Regions from separate parts of the Homo sapiens genome. Here regions 1 and 2 are each linked to region 3. A link is a loop called in an ENCODE intact Hi-C map of the cell type or tissue named here. Cell type or tissue: gastrocnemius medialis. All regions are shown on one strand. Each heading gives the region's core, and the rest is flanking DNA. Links, peaks and the distances in the headings are about the cores only.

Region 1 (6,242 bases), core at 758-5,757, 190 kb after region 3:
AATTCCTTAAAACTATACATACATGTGAAGAAAGAAAATTCACCCCTTGGCCATTTCTTGGTTAGAGAAGCTTTTTTTCATCTGCAAAGGTGGATGCCTCAAAGGCCCCCAAAGAGGGCTTTCTACAGGGTGTTGCTTTAAGTGTGGTGACACTCCCAGGCACCTGTTTCCCTCACTCACAACATTTACATGACCTCAGGCTTCTACTCTGTCATTAGTCAGGAATCATCCAGGAGAAGTCTACAAGCCAAGCACAGGAGGGCATATTAAGTCTTGTTGTCCTGCAGATATTTACACCACCATATAAAAATAGGTGACCGCAGCAGGAGAGATGGATGGAAGCCACGGAACCTAAAATGTCCCCCACTCTGGCAAAGAGGGAGACAGAGGCCTGCTGAAATAAAGCAGGTGTTTTCTGTTCTCAGACAGCCTCGGGCAATGAACTCTGGCCTGTATAGTTGCAAAAGGACCTCAACTCCATGTTTATGCTACTCCAGAGGAAAAGAGAAGAAGGTGAGCAAATGTTCCTAAAGCCCACAGAGGGCCCTGTGCATTTTAAATGCATCTAAGCCAACAGGGCAGCCAGGCTGAGGACAACTTCTCCAATGCAGCAATGGGTTCTGGGACAGAGGCACAGCCCAGAGAACCCCGAAGTAAATAAAGATAGAGGAAATGGAGCAGGGAAAATCAGCGAGGTGGGACTGCTGAGAGAAGGGAAAAAATGGAAGTAATTGGTTCTGGTAAGGGGAAAGGCGAAAAATCCAATAAAATGGGACTATTAAAGACCTAAGCAGCAAAGGAAATTTATTTTCTGTACCTGGAATCCCAAAGTCATCAGATGCTCTTTGTTCTCACCAATCAAAGGATAACACGACTTATTGTGTCCATGTACAACAGACACATATTTGTATTGTCACCATATTGTAATAGTTGTAACTCAATGACAATTCTGAAAGTGAGGGCTATTTTCTAGACACAAGTGGGCTCATTAACAGCGACTCTGAAAGCCACCATGTTTCTAGAAAGGCTTTTGATAAAGCTGATGGTAAACATTTTAATCGTAGCCATTCAGTAGCTTAAATCTAACACTTATTTGGATTAAATATATCTCAAGTTAGGCACTTGCTGCTTTGGGTTTTTGCACAGTTTTATGAATAGCTCTATTAAAATACTTGTATTTTAGTACATCTCATTTTCTGTTTTCCTATCCCACAAGGTGTAGAGGCCAGATAGGACACCTTAAATCTCCAGAGTCTGGCCCAAGGCCTAGCAGATGGTTAATAATTGGTAGTTGCAAGAATAAGTAAAAGCACAAATTACTAAATCTAGTGATATAAATCCCTCCCCATTAAAAAAAAAAAAAAAAAAAAAAAAAAGCTAGGCCCAGCCAGGTGGCTCACACCTATAATCCCAACGGTTTGGGAGACCAAGACAGGGAGGATGGCTTGAGGCCAGGAGTTCAAAACCAGCCTGAGCAACATAGTGAGACTCTCTCTCTATTTACAAAAAAAAAAAAAATCTACTCCATACCTACTAGGTGGCTAAAATCAAAAAGTCAAAAATAACAATTGTTATTAAGAACAGAGAAATGGAGAAATCAGAACCCTAATATGCTGATGGTGTAATTGTAAAATGGTCCAGCTGTTTTGGGAAGCAGTCCAGCAGTTCCACAAATGACTAAACATAGAGTTACCATGTGACCCAGCTATTCCACTCCTAGGTATATCTCCAAGAGAAATGAAAACATATGTCCACAAAGAAACAGGACATGAATGTTTATGGCAGCATTATTCACAATATCCAAAAGGTGGAAGCAACCCAAATGTCCATCAGCAGACAAATAGATAAGCCAAAGGTGGTGTATCCATACAAGAGAACATTATTTCGCCGTAAAAAAAAATAAAAGTACTGTTACATGCTACAATACAACATGGATGAATCATGAAAACATAGTGCTAAGTGAAAGAAGCCAGTCACAAAAGACTGCACACTCTATGATTCAATTCTCATGAAATTCCAGAATATGGAAATCCACAGGGCCAGGAAGGAGATTAGTGGTTACTCAGGGCTGGAGACGGCAAGTGTGTGGGAATAGGAGGGGGACAGCTGAACGATATGGGGTTTCTTCTCGAGGTGATGAAAATGTTCTCAAATTGACTGTGGTGATGGCTGCACATATCTCTGGATATACTAAACACTATTGAACTGTGTACTTTGTTTGTTTGTTTGTTTTTAGAGACAGTATCTCACTATGTTGCCCAGGCTGGACTCCTGGGCTAAAGGATCCTCCCACCTCAAGTGACCACAGCAGGAGAGATGGATAGAAGCCATGGAACCAGCTTTGTACACTATAATGCCCAGCTTTGTACACTATAAGTGGGTAAATTTTATGGTATATGAATTATATCTCAATTAAGCTATTTTTAAAAATTCTCTACTCATAATAAATACCAGAAATTTCTGTGGCTATTTTCTCCTTTAGAACTGTGTTAAACAGGTAGAAAATGGAGACTATTAGAAGAGATTCAATTTTCAATTTGGTGCTTCTATATTTATATGAAGCCTGAAGGCTGAGGTGGGAGGATTGCCTAAGTCCAGAGGTCAAGGCTGCAGTGAGCCATGATTACACCACTGTACTCCAGCCTGAGCTACAAAGCAAGACAGAAAAAAAAAAAAAAATCTTGTATATTAGCTACTCTGGAGTGACTCCTCAAATGAAGTCTCACAATGCGGGCTGAACTGAGAACCTGTTTTACTTAATGACCAAAGCTACTCCTACCTCAAATTTGGGTTTCTTTTAAGTTCTGAGATATAGTGCGGGTAGGAGGGACAATTCCATCTGAATTGAGGTCCTTTTTCAGTTTTATAATGTCTTTAGCTAGTTTTGATCATGAATTATGAATTTTGGATAAACTTTCATGTGACAAAACCAAGGAACAAAAACAAGGAATATGACTGGAAGCACTGATGACAATATCAAATAGTATAAAAGTCTAAGGAAGGAGGGTGGTAGTGGAGAAAGAGAAATCCAAAAACCCTAGAACTGAATCCCAGCTTGACTACTTCCAAGGTACACAACCTCTGGCAGGTGACTTGACCATGAACCTCAGTGTACTCATCTGTAAAATGGGGCTATTCATACCAGCTTCTGCATGTGATACTGTAAGTGACATAAAGAAGAGTAACTGACACACAGTCAACACTTGAGAAATACTTCTCCCTTCTTCCCAGATAGAAAATGCAAAATTGAGAACTCGTTGATGCTGAACAGGAACAAAGAAGGGAAAGAACAGATGACAAGGAATGGTGGAGTTAGAGGGAGTCTGAGTTAACAGAATGAGACCAAACAAATTCATTGTAGCCAGATAGTCCTGGACCAAAATGGGAGATAAGGCTTGCCTGTGTTCAAGGAAAAGGGGCATTAGACAAAACAGAGAGCAAAATGAGAACCGGACTGGTCTGTCTGTAAGCCTTTTGAGGTTTAGAAAGGAGCCAGTCCTTTCGAGAGCTTCATGCTGAGATATTCTGGAATTAGATAGGGATGTGGTGGATGACAGCAGGATGGGATTAAATGCAACAACCAGGATATGCAATTACTAACAAGTTACTCACTGTTCTCAGGGATAGTCCAAAAGCCTGGGTTTTAGGAAAGCAAGCCTTAATGGAAACAAACCAACGTCTAGTCCACATTAGAGTGTCTCCTTCTTTGATGCCCCATTGGGAGGAGGATGAAGTTGTGCAACTGTTTTTTGCTGAAGAGTAAAACAAGTTTTCAAACAGTGCCCTAAATCCCAGTGCCCAAATTTGTTACTGGCAATTGGGCGCCCTCTAGTGTCAGTGAGCAGGGATGCCACCCTTTGAAAGTCATAAAGTTGGGAAATCCTGTTGGGTTCCAGCTCTAGAAGGAACTGCCAAACAGCAATATTTACATGGGTACCTGGAAGGCAGGAAAAGGTTGAAGGAGCACCACTATGACACAAACGAGTTCTTCTGTCAAGAAGTTCTGGAACATAGTAAGTATTCATGAGATGTTTGTTGAAAGTGAATGACAATTAGGTCCATGACAGACAGTCCTGCATTAATGCCCCATCAGGATATTGACATGTAAAGAATACACCACCTGTCAAACCGATGCAGCAATGAAAAACTTGACTGCTCAGATCTTAGGATACTTTTTTTTTTTTTTTTTTTTTTGAGACAGAATCTCACTCAGTCACCCAGGCTGGAGTGCAGTGGTGCGATCTCAGCTCACTGCAACCTCCGCCTCCCGGGTTCAAGTGTTTCTCCTATCTCAGGCTTCCGAGTAGCTGGGACTAGAGGGGGGCCATCACGCCTGTCTAATTTTTGTATTTTTAGTAGAGACAGGGTTTCGCCATTTGCCCAGACTGCTCTCCAACTCCTGGCCTCATGTGATCCGCCCGCCTCAGCCTCCCAAACTGCTGGGATTACAGGTGTGAGCCACCATGCCCAGCCAGATCTTAGGATACTTTCTGAGTGATATAGTTGAGTAAGAACCATGGCTAGATCACTTAGCTGAAATTAAAGAAATTACTCCACTGGATCAACCAAAATATACATGTTGTAACAAAAGTAAATCCTCTTGGCCAGGTGCAATGGCTCACGTCTGTAATCTTGGCACTTTGGGAGGCCAAGGCAGGCGCATCACCTGAGGTCAGGAGTTCGAGACCATCCTGGCCAACATGGCGAAACCCTGTCTATACTAAAAATACAAAAATTAGCCGGGTGTGGTGGCACATGCCCGTAGTCCCAGCTACTCAGGAGACTGAGGTGGGAGAATGGCTTGAACCTGGAAGGCAGAGGTTGCAGTGAGTGGAGATTGCACCACTGCACTCCAGCTTGGATGACAGAGTGAGACTGTGTCTCAAAAAAAAATAATGAATTAATTAAGTCCTCTTTATAATTCCTCTTTTCCTTGCTGAGCTTTGGTGAGTCCATCTGCAAATTCAAGGGGAGCAGAGACTTTCCTCTAAGAAAAGATGACCTGTGATCCTGCATACCATTAGAGCAGTAAAACATGTTCAAGTTATTTCTCACCTATGCTGAGTCAGATGGGGGGAAAAAGATGCCCACTTCCATAGCCAGAGCTGTTTTTGCATCAGATCTGTTATTCATTGAGAGCAGAAGAAAAAATTAACCTCACACACTTACCTCAAATTGTTTGCCCATCTAGTTCGTTTGTTGCCAGAAACTTAGATTCAGTAGACTCAACAGCACATGAAGCAAGAATTCCCGAACTATTCCAGTTTTGCCCAGAAGGAATGCAAGGCATGAGAAGAAAAAAATTAAAAAAAAAAAAAAAACAGCCTTAGTATGCACTGATCCAGTTTGCTCATAGTGCCCCGATTGCTGGGGTAGCCAGCAATGCTTTGGAACCTGCCTTCTCCCTGCTGCAAGAACTTGGAGAGACATTCCCTGTGCAACCCCTGTGCAAATATAAGACATGCACCATGCCACTTTCATTTTGTTTCTTTTATTTTTTCATCTTTTTTTCTTTTTGTTGCTTACACCTGTAACAAAACTGCAACCCACACTACTTTCTTTGCTCATGAAACCTACAACACCTTCTGCTTCTTCCTTTGTGAATGCCATGTTGTACCTGTAGCCTATATCTATGTCCCCTGAATGGTCAAGTACCTGAACTTGAACATCCAGCAGAATGGCCTCAAATGTTATTTTACAGATTAGCCCTGCCCTGCCTTGTGGAAAAGCCCCAGAGGCCACACCTACCCATGGCTGATGTTTCAAATGACTATTCATTTGTCCCGGAAGTCACAGACAGATTTATGCCTCAGACACTCTGCAAAGAGGTACCCAGAGCACAGACTGAAAACTCAAATAATTATTCCCAATCTTCTTTCTGGGATCAGGAGAATAAATGGAGAGCAGATGCCTTAAATGCATCAAGAGCACATGGTGCTGCTGGAAAAGGGGTGCAAATCTGTCCCCCACACAAAGCCCTTTAGGAAAGGATGTCCAAGCACTCTGGAACTTACTCTACATTTCTAAAAGCGGGGTGAATCCCAAGGGGCTGGGCCAAGCCTGGGGGCGCTTTTGCATGCAGACCAGCCACTAGAGCAGGACCTGGTCTCCCAAGAGAGTCAGGGTCTCGCTGTCTTGCCCAGGCTGGTCTTGAAATCCTGCTGTCAGAGGCGTGTGAACCAGAGCAACTCCATATTAAATAGGAGCTGGGTAAAATGAGGCTGAAACCTACTGGGCTGCAT
Region 2 (6,242 bases), core at 736-5,735, 150 kb before region 3:
TCCCTCTGTGTGTGCGCCTGTGCGTGCCTCTCTGTCGCTGTCTCTCTGCAGGGAAAGTCGCTGGCGGGCAAGCGCCTCACGGGCCTGATGCAGTCCTCCTGACCGTTCCTACCGCAGGTCCAGGGCCTGGGCCCGCGGACCCCACAGGCAGGCGGCGGCGCTCCACATCTGCGGACAGAGTTTCCTTACGAGGAGACTTGGTCACTGTGAAGGAGAAAGAGTGAGGGCAATGAAGGGCGATGGTGGGGAGACTCGGTGGGTGAATGGGGAGACCAGAAAGAAAGAGTCCACAGAGCCTGGGCTGGGCCCGGTGGAGGCTCCTGTTTACAGCCCTCTCTTCTTTGTACAGTTGTATTCCAACACTCCACTCGCTAAGAGGCCCTGATCCCAGCTCATTCAGGGGAGAACACGTCGTGGGGTTCCTGTCACGACTATCACTTGAGATTATATTATTATCCTCACTCCCTCGCTGTCTGGAGACGGTCACACCTTCTGGCAAATTCAAGAGGCATGAGTGGACCGAGAGCACATCCAGCATTTGCATCACCTCCCTGGCACCTCCCATAGTTACAGCCACTACATCCCCACCGCCGCCTGTCATCCCTCACGTCTCTGTGGCCACCCGGGTGTCACTGCCAGCACCAGGCACTGCTTTCACGTAAAATGTCCAAATCACATCTTCAGCAAGAAAGCAACCTCACGGATTGCCCCGCCTCAAGGTCTTTCCACCCTCTTTGAGATCAGCGTTCGGAGAGGTCCCCGCCAGCCCGGTGGCTGCCCTCAGGTCCCGTCACATGTCTCAAGGGTCCAGCGTTCGAGGAAGCACTGTTGTAGATGACAGAGCTTTTTGTTTCACAGCTGCGGGGATTCTGCTGACCATCTTTTAGAAAATTATTTCATAATTTATTCTGGCTTTGCCCCCTTGCTCCTTGGTTTATTCCCTCATGTTTTACTCAAAATAAACATGGCCATGAACTCAGGGGCCATTGGGATTCTCCCCTCTGGCAGCCCCAGGTGGGAGCTGGGAGGGTCCCCAGCCCAGGAGGTGGCTGGATTGCAGGGCTGGCAGCCCCCACGTGGTGGCATCCTGACAGGCACAGTGAGACCCTTGCTGGGTCAGGTCTCCTTTGTGTGTGAAGCTGGGGCAGAGTATGCTACGAAGGGACCAGGCCAGGCCACAGGGCTCTCCTCCCAGTCTTTATCTGAAGGCCCAGCCAAAGCACCCCTCTAAACCGGTCACCTAGGGGAAATGCAAAAACCTGCAAAAGATCCACCTGTATTCCCTGTGTGTGTGTGTCAAAATGACCATTTGCCAACCTGGCTGTGAGGTAATGTATGTAAAGCACCGAGTCAGGTGCCTGATACGCAGTAGGTGCTTAGCAAACGGTAGCTAATACTATCATCATTGTCATTGTTATTGTGACACCCATGAGCCCACAGACAGAGCTGTATTAAGTAACCTGTTTTGAATCCAGACATTCACTCCCCCACTTGCTATGACTACCCTCCTTTGATCTATTTTTGGTCATAGGTAAAAAAAAAAATCTCTCTTGGGAGCATATAAACAAAAAACATAGAAGCAATAAAGCGATCGCTGGTATTTCTTTTCTCATGCAGCCAAATTCGCCAGCTGGTGACCAAAGGCTCAGATGCTTGCTTATTTGCAGACCCGGCCTCCTGGGTGCTCCCCAGTGACCCATCTTTCCACCCCACCACCTCCAAGTCCTGTCTATGTCTGCTTCCACACAGCCCTGTCCCCAGGGCACCAGCCTTCTGTCCCTCACAGCAGTGCCATCGCGGGCATTAGGAGTCTTCGTTATGTTGTATCCTTGTGAGTTCTTGACTACCATGCCCAAGTTTCCCCCACTGGCAATGGTTCCTCTCTTGGAGGTACAGTGGAAACCAGAGAGATGACAGATGTTGAGTCCTCAGTGTCTCAGAGGCAGCAATTCTTGCTGGACACCTGCACATGCTCAGCACAGAGGCTGGTACTTTGGAGGCACTAACCACTTGATGAGTAAATCAATGGCATAAAGCCCCATTCCAAGTTATGGGGTCTTTTGACAGGCCCCTTTCATCCTCTTTCTCTTTGTATAAACCTCATGTTTCAGAACAAAATTACAGTCTAAGTTCATTTGCCCCCAGCCTTGCCCAAGGATCCCCGGGCTGTGCTGACCCCTAGGCATAGGGCAAAGGGTGTTCCCAAGCAGCAGGCACCTCAGTGCCCTCAGTTATCCAGGGCAAGGGGCCTGGCTGCCCCCTGCTCCTCCCCATGATGCAGGGGCTTTCTAAGCCAGGCTGCAGACAGGGCAGGGTTGGCTTCTTGGCCATTCCCTCTGTGCCCCCTTCTCCTTCTGACTGGTCTCACCCTGGAGATCCCCAGAGGATCTGACCAGAGCCAGGTGGACTGTGGCCCTGAGATGGAGCTGGCTGCAGGCTTACAAGCACCTCTGGGGACATCCAGAGGGGAGGGTCAGTAAGCACAACGGAGCTAGGGAGACTTCAGATGGACTCAAACCCAGAGCAATAATACTCTCACACCACCCCACAGCTAAGGCACTCATGTTCCCCAGTAGATCAAGCCAGAAGCTTTGCAAGAAGGGAGTGGAACGAGGCTGCCTATCCAAGGTCCATCTACCACGCAGAACTTGGTCATGCAAGTACATTTGGAAAATCTGGTCTTGGCCCGTCCCCCATTGGCCTGGTCTACACAGCCAAAAATTCAGACTAGATTAGATGTTTGCAGGCAATTCTGTAGCAAAGCAAATTCCCCTACCCCGTCCCTTCCCCCTAGAAGCTGCCTTAGCCTCCCTGACTGGGTGTGGTCTCTGGGCCTAGGACTCCTCCCTATGAGGAAAAGTGCTCTCCAGCCACATCTTGGCAGCCCCACAACCACAGCATCAGGGCAGCTGCAGCAAGTGACCACCCACCCGTCGGGTTAGACACACAAGGCACCAGGCACTGGCATCTGACTAAAATAACCTTTCCCTACATGGGAAGAGGAAAGCTTGTAGGCTGGCACATATAAACGTCCAGCCGCAGCCAGATGGCCTGAACTAAGCAGCAGGAACTCTCTGGGCTGGGGAGGAGCCTCCTGCCCTTCTAGAAAGTGATGCGTCAGCTTTGTTCTCCTGGGAAGGTGTTGCTATACCCCAGGAACAAAGCAGGGCCCAACTGCCAGTGCAGTCAGCTGGGCCTGCGCTCCAGGCTCACCACCGCTAAGTGGTCAGGTACCGGGCCAGCATCCTGGGAGGGACCTCTTGCGACTCTGAGTTGCAGCTTGGACTAGCTGAACACATGGGGACATGCTCCAGGGGCTTCTTCCCTGGCAGGATTCCTGGGATTTCAAACTACCTCACCAACAGGACGCTGAACCAGGAGCCTGCCACCCAACTGGCCCCCTTGGTGATTGTGGAAGGTGATGTTTTTCCTAAAATGCATCCCTCCTGTTCTGCTCCATATACATGTGCTTCAAAAACCACCACCAGGAAAGCCTTCCCAGAAGAGGGAAAGGATTAAGGGCTCTCTTCCTTTGGGCCCTGCAGAATGTATTGGAGGGAGGTGTTGCTGCAAGGTCCAGGAGCTGGGAAACTCTGGGCTCGGGGGGAGATAATGCACCACCAGCCTCAAAAAGGAGCTGCCCAAGTTGAATATGTAGCAAAGACCATGGGATAAGTTGAATAGTGGCCAGACGAATCACTAATAACTCACCATGGGACCCTCTGAAGAGAGGCCTGTGCTCGTGTAACCATAGCAACAGCAGATGCCAGCAACCTACTCATTAGTACCACCCAGTGATAAGGCATCCCCTGGGCTAGACCCAGGGGCCATAAAGTAGCAAAGTAGCAAATGTAGCAATAAAGGGCCCGGGTCTATACGGGGACAGGGTCCAAATGACCAGGACTTGGCCCTCTCCCCAGCCCCGATGAGGGCTCAGAGCCAGCTGCTGTCAGCTGTCTGGGGAGGGAAGGCCCTGCTCCATACCAGGGGTCCCTGTTCTATACTCTAAGCCCACTCACCGCATGATCACGGACTCATCGGAATGGCCTCCTCTTAGTGCATGTGGTTCTCTTTAGTTTATTTTTCTGGAATTTGGGGATTGGACCCCAGAACCAAACATGCTGGTACAGTCTAAAAATAAATGACTTGAACCCACTTCAATCCAGCTAACTCTGTGTGGCTCCTTGGTTTGGGGGTTCGTTGGGCAGGATGTACCTCTAGAAAAATCGACCACCCCTCCCCACACTCCACCCTTCCCCATTATCACACACACACACACACACACACACACACACACACACACACACACACACACACCTGTTTCCTTCTCACTCCCAACCAGGCTGCCAGGCAGCACAGAAAAACCAGATCTCTGGGGCATTGGACTCATCCTGGTAGGTAGAGACAGTGGTGTCACCATAAGGCTGAAGTCCCTGACTCTGCCAGGGTCTCCTTGGCTGGGGGGTTCTCCAGACCCCATTGTCTGTACTCAGGTGCAAAACCCTGTGGCTGCTCTGACACCCTCTTGAATAAGATCCCAGGGTCAAAGTCTGCTGCATACAGACGGTGCTTCTTACACAGAGTCTCGGTTTCCTGAGCGACAGACAGTTGCACTTCCCACTAACGCCAAAGCAGCTGGACTCTGAGAGCCTGAGCGTCAGGCTGACAAGAGGAGGATGAGCGCAAGGTAAAAAGGCAGTGCTAGTGTACTGCAATCCCTCTATTAATGAGAAAGCCAACACCTAGCTGCATACTTCAGTGGCAGAAATTTTGCTCCTAAAGGTAGAAATGATTTCAGAGGCATGAAAATGGGACTCCAGTCACAGCTAGAAGGGAACCAACTCATCTTTCAATCCCTGGGCCACCCCCTTGTGCAGGATTTTCTGCCCCACAGAGTTAAGATCAAGTCACATCTGCCTCAGGTCCATAACATGTCCCACCTCACGTCCTGGTCCATCCCCAAAAGAGCCTGTCCTCTTTGACCATGGCCACCACCTCCAGGGAACCCAAGCTGCGCCTGCCTTCTCAGCTGGACCATCTGGCTTAGTTCCAGAATCTTTGCTTATCGGGCTGTTGCTGTGCATGCACTCTACCCTGACCGCCACGAGCAGGGCTCTGCTTTCAGGTCCAGAATCAAGATGGAGATTTGAGGCTACCAGTTATAACACAAAAAGCTGTGCCGGTCCAAGAATGAGAGCCATCCTGACAGCTGCCTCTCTCCCTACACCCTTCTGGGGACCTGTGGCATAACAGGCATGAAGCTGTCCTCTCCTTTGCTGCCAGCCTCCAATTGTTCATTGATCCCAGCCTCTGAGGAACCACCAGGGCCTCTGATGAGTGTCTCTGATCCTAGAACTTTTCCTGGGATGTGGCAACCTCCAAACCCAAGTAGTTCTCTGAGAGGCATATCCCCTCCTGGGCCCACAGAGCTCTGCCCAGCAGGCTCTCCCTCCGCCACCCTTCCTTCACAGAAACACCCATATGAACCCCTGACCCCCGTCGTGGGACTTCCGACACCTGCAGCTGGGCCCGTTCCCTGTACACAGCCCTTCAGCGCCCACAATGGGGGTTACTGGATCTGCCCCAGACCCCATACACAGAGGAGCAGGGCCCCCTGGCCAAAAAGAGGCTGTGGAATCTGGCTTATTTTAAAGGGGCCTGGGGTGTCGGGTGTAGCCACGTGAGCTCCATCTGTCACAGAGCTCTCTGGTACGCTCTTCCTCGCTTGAAGTGTGGGCTCGGTTCTCCTCCTCAGAGCCCTGAGGTGTCTCCTGGCCAGGTCTGGCTTATTTCAGCAGACAAAACGAAGTAACAGCCCCTGAGTGCAGAGCCCCAGAGCCACCCTCATTCTGAGCCTTAGTGTCCTCATTTGTGAAACAAGAATGAGAATTTCAAAATCTTCGGGTGGCTGTGAATTAATCTAGAGGGCTTAGCCTGGGCCTGACACATGGTAAATGTTCACGAAATGGGTGCTGGTGTTAGCTGGAGCCATGTCTGAGATAGGCATTGAAAGGCGGTGAAGGGAGGGTATGTTTGCAAATCCCTGCCAGACGGACAACTTCCCTGGCAGCCTGGCCCCTGAGAGCTGCCCTTCCCGCCAACCTCGAGGCTGTAGGCTTTGTTTGCCTGTGTGGGCAGCGGCCTCTCTCTGCCTCTGACAAGCCCCTGGCTCCCTTCTTCCCAGTGAGGACCTGGTTCCCTGTGTGTCACTTGGGTGGCCTCCATCAATAACCCTGCATTAG
Region 3 (6,242 bases), core at 701-5,700:
GGGAGAGAGCCTGCGGGGAGGGCATCGAGAGAAGCAAACGTCACTGAGAGTCCCGAAACAAAGCCATGGGGACTCAGGAGACAGTGTGTGATGCAAGCACTTTGCAGAAAGAGGGGTGCCCAGTAAGAGAGGGATGCCCACAAACAGCACTTCATGGAGATGATCCACAAGGAGGCAGAAGTCAGAGGCAAAGGTGGGAGGAGAGGAACTGGGAGGGGATGAAGTCAGAGAAAAGGGCACACAGGTGTGTGTGTCTGGGAGTCCATGGGATTATGATGGGCTGGGAATCCAATGAAAGCTGCAGAGATAGAGCAAAAAGGGATCCCACGGTCTATAGTAGCAGACAATTACATACGAAGATAAAGCATTTTAAAAGAGGAACAAATGGCTGGGTGCAGTGGCTCACACCTGTAATCCCAGCACTTTGGGAGGCTGAGGCAGGAGGATCACTTGAAACCAGGAGTTCAAGACCAGCCTGGGCAAGACCCCATCTCTACAGAAAATTTTAAAAACTTAGCCAAGCATAGTGGCATGGGCCTGTAGTCCTAGCTACTGCGTATGCTGAGGCAGGAGGATGGCTTGAGTCCAGGAGGTCAAGGCTGTAGTGAGCTATAATCCTATGATTGCACCACTGTACTCCAGCCTGGGTGACAACGCAAGAGCGTCTCTTAAAAAATTAAATAAATAAAAATGAATAAACGAAGAATATAGTAGCAATGCCCCAGTTCCAAAGCAGTTGTTGGCATTCTTGATAGATGTGCTGGTCAAGCCAAACACAGCTAGAAAGCCCAAGACGGTCTGAGGGCCCTTCCCAGCCCATGGCTTACAGCCAGTCTCTCAAGGGTCAGCATGCTGGGGCTTCTATGTATCAGAGTGAAACTGAACGCCATGTAGGAAGCAAGACCCAGGCCAAGGCAGGCACCTCCTGGTGCTGCCAAAAGGCATCAGACCCCATGCCCTGCTCCTTCCTCATCCTGGACTAGAACTGCTTTGGGGTGGAGACGTTACCTGCAGGAGTCATCTCAGGAATGGCATCTGCATGGAGTATTAAGCAGCCAAATGGGAGTCATGGAGTTTGAGTTCTTCTAGCAAAATGTTCTCCAACCAGCTGTCACCCCATTGGACACAGAACAACTTTTTGAAATCAAAAGAGGCCAGTGAAGGGGGAGACAAAAGACACCACCCCCAGGGTGCTCCCTGGGCCCCACCCCTACCCCGCCTTGCCAGCTCTCTCCCTGCCTTCAGGGAGACTGCAGACCCTGGCGAGATGGGTGGGACACCCAGAGGGAGACCCGTGCCAGGGTCCAGCCTCGACTGTTTCACTGCCATCCTCGCTGCAGCCTCTTCCCTCCTATGGCGAAGCTCTGCATCCTCAGAGAGGAGAAGACGGCAAGTGAAGATCATTAGGAGTGTGGTGGTGAGGGCTGCCCTCCCATAGAATGAGCAAATGGTACCCGGTACAGTGAGAAGATGACTAGGGCACAGGTTTTCAATCTGCCTCCCAGTGCTCTGCTGTCTGGAGCTGACCACCTCCCTCATCAAGCTGCAGGTTTCCCGAGGTCCACCCACTGCCCTGGCTCCCTGCGACTCCCCTCCCGTGGGCTCCCTAGCTCTGTCTGCACGCCCTAAACTCAGGAGCCAGCCAGGCAGTCGCTTGTCCAAAAGATGTTTCTGAAGCAAGCAAGAAAGGCTGGAGATAGATTGAGGGCCATTTATTAAAGTAAGTCATCGTCATAGAAAGATTCATAACTTGCCCTACCTAGGACAGGAGAGGAAGAGGGAAAGGAAATTAAAGGGAAACAAATGAAAAGCCATGGCGAGCCAAGTACCTTTGTCGGAGGGTTTTGAGTTATGCTTTTGTTTGTAACTCTCTGAAATACAGAAAGAAATAGAGGATGAATCTTAAAGGAGACAGAGCGCGTGAGAGAGAGAGCCGGAGGAGAGCCACACAGGAGGCATGGCAGGAGGTGGGGGTGCAGAACTGAGGGTGGGGGCCACCCCAGCTGGCTTCCCCTCTGCAGAAACCCCCTGGGGCAGCAGAGGCCCAAGGAAGTGGTGACTGCGGTGGAGGCGGCAGGCGAGTAAGCTGGGGTGCAGACAGAGGAAGAGGAGAGCACACACTGAGGTTGGCAGGCGGATGGCCAAGGAAGCACAGGGAAGAGGGGCCCTGGGGGCAGGCGCACAGGGAGGAAGGAAGGTGGGACCGGCCCATACTTACTGTCACAGACGTAAGGTTTGTCGTGGTCTTCCTGAGAGGCGGCGTCGTGCCTCCTCCTGCCCCCTGCAGAGCCGCGAGCCTGGGGAGACATTGGGGTACAGGATGCTTGTTACCATGGTCATCACTACAGCTCCGGAGCATGCGCTCTGCGAGCTCCTTACACCGTCTTCATCCCAACTTTTGTGCCAACACCAGTCCCATCTTACAGGGGAGGAAACTGAGGCCCAGAGAGGTCAGGAGACATGCCCCCAAATCACTCAGTTGCTCACCTGTATCACCTCATTAAATGTTCACAACTCCAAGAGGTGGTTTCTACTAGGGTCCCCATTTTACAAACCAAAGGACTGAAGCCATAGAGAGGTTAAGTAGCTTGCCCAAGGTCGTTCGGCTACTCAGGGCAGCTGTACTGAAAAGCCCTCCTCTACCAAATTCCCACACACTACCGTGCCACTGAGGCCGCTTCCTCCTGCTCCTTAGCCTCCTAGCTTCACTGACACAGCTGAGGTTGACAACCCCAGGCCCCTCAGCAGACCAGCTGATGCACGTATCAGGAGCAAGGCCTGACGGGGGCAAGGCTAGGCTTCTGTGTCCATCCCCGCAGTGTCGCAAGAGCCAGACAGTCCTGACATCCAGGCCCAGTGCACGAGTGTAGCTACAGGGGAGCTCCCGCCACCAGCCCATGCTTGGCCTACTCAGTAGGGGTGGGCTTTGGCTAAGGCCTCCCTGTGTGGTCTGCCTTGGGCCTTCAGCCAGTGACGAAGACCTTGACCCCCATGGTCTCCTGGGCTGGACTTCTGATACCACCACCCTGTGTGAATCTCCCAGGGTGGCGGTGGAATGAGCTCTACCTTCAAGAATCAAAGAGCCCAGTCAGAGAGGTTGCTGGCAGCTCTGCAGCCCCAGGGCGGTGGTGACAAGAACACAGCGAGGTTTATTTTTAAACCTTTGTAAGTCCCACACTGGTCACGTGTATAGCACCCTCGCCTCTCCAGGTCATTCTTTGGTAATGAGTAGCAGTCAACTCCCAACCAAGGAAAGGGCCTGTCGGGGTCTTTGGGGACAGAGAGGAAGGGGCAGCAGGTGAGGAATAAGACCTGGCAGCAGCCTGGGGTGCAGGGGAAATGGGGCAGCCCCTGGGGCCTGGCTTGGAAAAGTGGCCATGGGGACTTGATGGTGGAAAGGCCTTGGATACTCTCACACACACACTCACACTCTGTGCACACACACACTCCATGTACACACTCACCGGGGACTTCACAGTGGAAAGGCCTGTACCCTAGGCCTGCAACACACCCACTCAGAAAACACACCCACTTCCCAATCAACACCACCTGCCAAGCTACCACCTCTGCCACCTCCTCAGCTTGTCTCTCTCCAAAACAAATTCCACTTCCTCCCTCCCTCCCACCAGTCTCCCTCCCCACCCCACCCCTGCAGCGCTGACAGCCAGCAGCCCTCCTCCCCTCGCCCTCATTACTCAGAGTTGACCCCAAGAAGGATCTGTAGGTGCTGGCAGTCACCCCGGGCACTGACAGGCCTCCTGCCTGCCCGCACTGCCGAGGGTGGTCACCCTCAGCTGCCCTCCCCCTCCACACCCCTCTGTGAAGCCAGGGACAGCTTGACATGTAGCCTGCAGCCCTGTCACAGCCGCCTCTGAGCAGGTGAAAGCAAGTCAAGCAGAATGACGAGGCAACAGCAGACTGGGGAAGGGGCTCTGGGAGACTAAAAATACCTCCATGGGGAAGGGGAGGAGTCGAGCAGAACTGGATGTACGAGGGCTTCTGGGGGAGCTGCCAGCAGGAAAGGGAGGGTGCTGTGGGAGCCAGGTTTTCATCTCCTACAGCAGGGCTGACCAGCAGAGTGACTCTGTGCCACACTCGCTTTGCCTCAGTTTCCTCAATTGCAAAATGGGGATCGTGTCTATAGGGCACTTCAGGGGACATGCAAGGGACTCTTCCTGAGGCAGCAGCACTCTTAGGGTCTCTTAGAAGATCTCAGGTTTGGAAACTCAGAATCCTACTTGGCCTTCTCAAATGTCACCTCCTCAGAGAAGCCCTCCCTGACCAACTTACATCCACTCACACCCTCTCCATTGTTTTCTTTCCCCTCCCATTTCATCATGGCACTGAGCGCTGTCTGGCATTAGATTATACCTGTGTTGGTTTACAAGTTGATTTTGTCTCCCCTACATGGAGAGACAAACATGGTGGAGACCATGTTTATTTTGGCCCCCACTAGTCTCAGAACCTGGCACAGGGCCAGCCACATAAGAAGCACTTAATAAACATTCGCCAAATGGATGAATCAATCAGGCAGGCAGCGAGTCAGTCATCTCTGGTTCTTCTCCTTCATTCTCTGTATCCAAATGTTATTGCTTCTTCCTCCAAAGGCCATCTAGGCTTTGCATTTCCTTTCCATTGCACACCCTAATCCAGGAGCTCATCGACTGACCCCTGAGCTGTTCAAAGAACCCACTAAGGGGGATCTACCTCCACATTGCCCCCCTAGTCCACCCTAACGGGGGATCTACCTCCACACTGCCCCCCTAGTCCATCCCAAGGGACTTTCAGACCATTAGACAAAGGGATGAAAGACAGGAGCCCATGGTCATAGGTTCACGCATTCACACGTTCATTCATTCATTGCCATCTACAACCCACTTACACAGCCAGTGGCAACCTAGTGCTGATCCCCTCGGGTTCACCCCATGATTGTGCTCTCCTCTGCCCATGCACATCTGATCCAGGCTTTGCCCTTGCTAACCTCCACTCCTCCAAGAATCTTCCTCTTGCCACACTAAGGAGTGAAAAGAGCATCCGCTTAAAGTCAGATAGACACAGGTTGAAACACCAGCTATGTGTCTTGGGCAAGTTACTTCTCTAACTTTTAGTTTTCTCAACTGTAAAATGAGCACACCAACACCTATATAGCAGAGCTGTTGAGAGAGTTTGAGCTGAGAGTGTGTGAAACCACAGGGGACAGCACTAAGTCCACAGGAAGCACTCAACACATCATTTCCCCCCTCCTTGCCTAGGCTGATCTCTCTCCTCTGAACTCCTGTTGCCTTTGGTTAGTGCACAGTCAGGTGCCTGCTGTTTCTAATGGTATCATGGGTATTAGCATCTTCTTCCCAGTTTGATTCGAAGGTCCTTGAGGGCAAAAATGGCATTCTATACTTTATTATGACCCCCTAACACTTAGCACATAGCGTGCAAAGCTCTTTTGCATATAGTAACTCAGTTAATTCCTACAATAACCCTATGAGTTAGACCAAGCAGTGTTATGATTCCTAGCTGGCCCTTGATGAAGCAGGTTCTCACCTGTCCACAGTCCCAGGGCCAGCAGAAGGAGCAGGACCTAGGTCTCCAGGCTCTGTTATAGAAAGCTTTGAAGGTGACCAGCCAAAGGAAGCCAATCCTTCTTCCCCAAGAACTGCCCACCCTACTTCATTCCTCTCTACCAGTATTCCCACACTGCTGGGCCATGGCAGCCATGAGTGTACCACATGGCCCTGTCCCACTGGCCACAGTTGATTGGCTGGCTCGGGAGTAGTCACCTGATTCAAGCTGGGCCAATCAGATCCTACCTCCAAGGGGTTTGGAATTAGAAAACAGTGACCCTAGCTAGTATAGGCCACTTGAACTGAGGGCCCATACATTCAGGAGCCTTATGGGGCCATGTACACATGGAAGCAGGAAGAATGAAGGAGGGAGAAGTAGAGGCCAGAAACCACCTGGGTTCCTGTTTCCCAATGCTAAGTCCCTGCCATGTTCCTGCTCTTCCTGTGGTTTGGATCTTCAAAGGTTGCTCAAATTTGGGGCAGTGGCCTGGCAGCTTTTCAAATCCTTCCCATTTTTATTGAAGCTGAAAGACCCTTGACTAGGACAGACTCGGTCCCAAGCAGAGAGCTAGATCTTCTATACCAGTTGTTCTCAAACAGTGTGGCCCAGGAATCCTGGGGGATCCCTGAGTGTCCTTTCAGGGACTCTGCAGTGTCTGAACTATTTTCATAGGAGTCCTAAAA

What was found. Peaks named below come from ENCODE experiments on the same cell type or tissue, not always from the same donor. Only the 100,000 strongest peaks of a DNase experiment are listed, where the experiment ranks them.
Region 1: it touches region 3 in a loop (4-fold over the local background); 28 of 110 quality-filtered maps call a loop at or near these places.
Region 2: it touches region 3 in a loop (2.2-fold over the local background); 2 of 110 quality-filtered maps call a loop at or near these places.

Annotation. Positions count from the first base shown.
Region 1 is chr14:72,901,304-72,907,545 of GRCh38, forward strand. LOC107984711 (a long non-coding RNA gene) reads right to left here. Exons shown (of 3, transcript XR_001750998.1): 2 at 5,170-5,255. Among named protein-coding and RNA genes, the nearest start is that of DPF3, 10 kb to the left of the region's middle. In gastrocnemius medialis, for the core only: a CTCF peak has its summit at 3,835 (motif pointing left); a DNase peak (open chromatin) is centred at 3,818; H3K27ac peaks cover 2,835 bases.
Region 2 is chr14:72,562,366-72,568,607 of GRCh38, forward strand. It overlaps RGS6 (regulator of G protein signaling 6), which reads left to right. Exons shown (of 18, transcript NM_001204424.2): 18 at 52-4,165. The coding sequence ends at 102. Among named protein-coding and RNA genes, the nearest start is that of MIR7843, 49 kb to the left of the region's middle. In gastrocnemius medialis, for the core only: no CTCF peak of the experiment used is centred there; DNase peaks (open chromatin) are centred at 1,356 and 3,106; H3K27ac peaks cover 3,220 bases.
Region 3 is chr14:72,712,205-72,718,446 of GRCh38, forward strand. DPF3 (double PHD fingers 3) reads right to left here. Exons shown (of 11, transcript NM_001280542.3): 6 at 2,219-2,297. Among named protein-coding and RNA genes, the nearest start is that of DPF3, 180 kb to the right of the region's middle. In gastrocnemius medialis, for the core only: no CTCF peak of the experiment used is centred there; DNase peaks (open chromatin) are centred at 2,797, 3,167, 3,455 and 3,895; H3K4me3 peaks cover 1,364 bases; H3K27ac peaks cover 5,000 bases.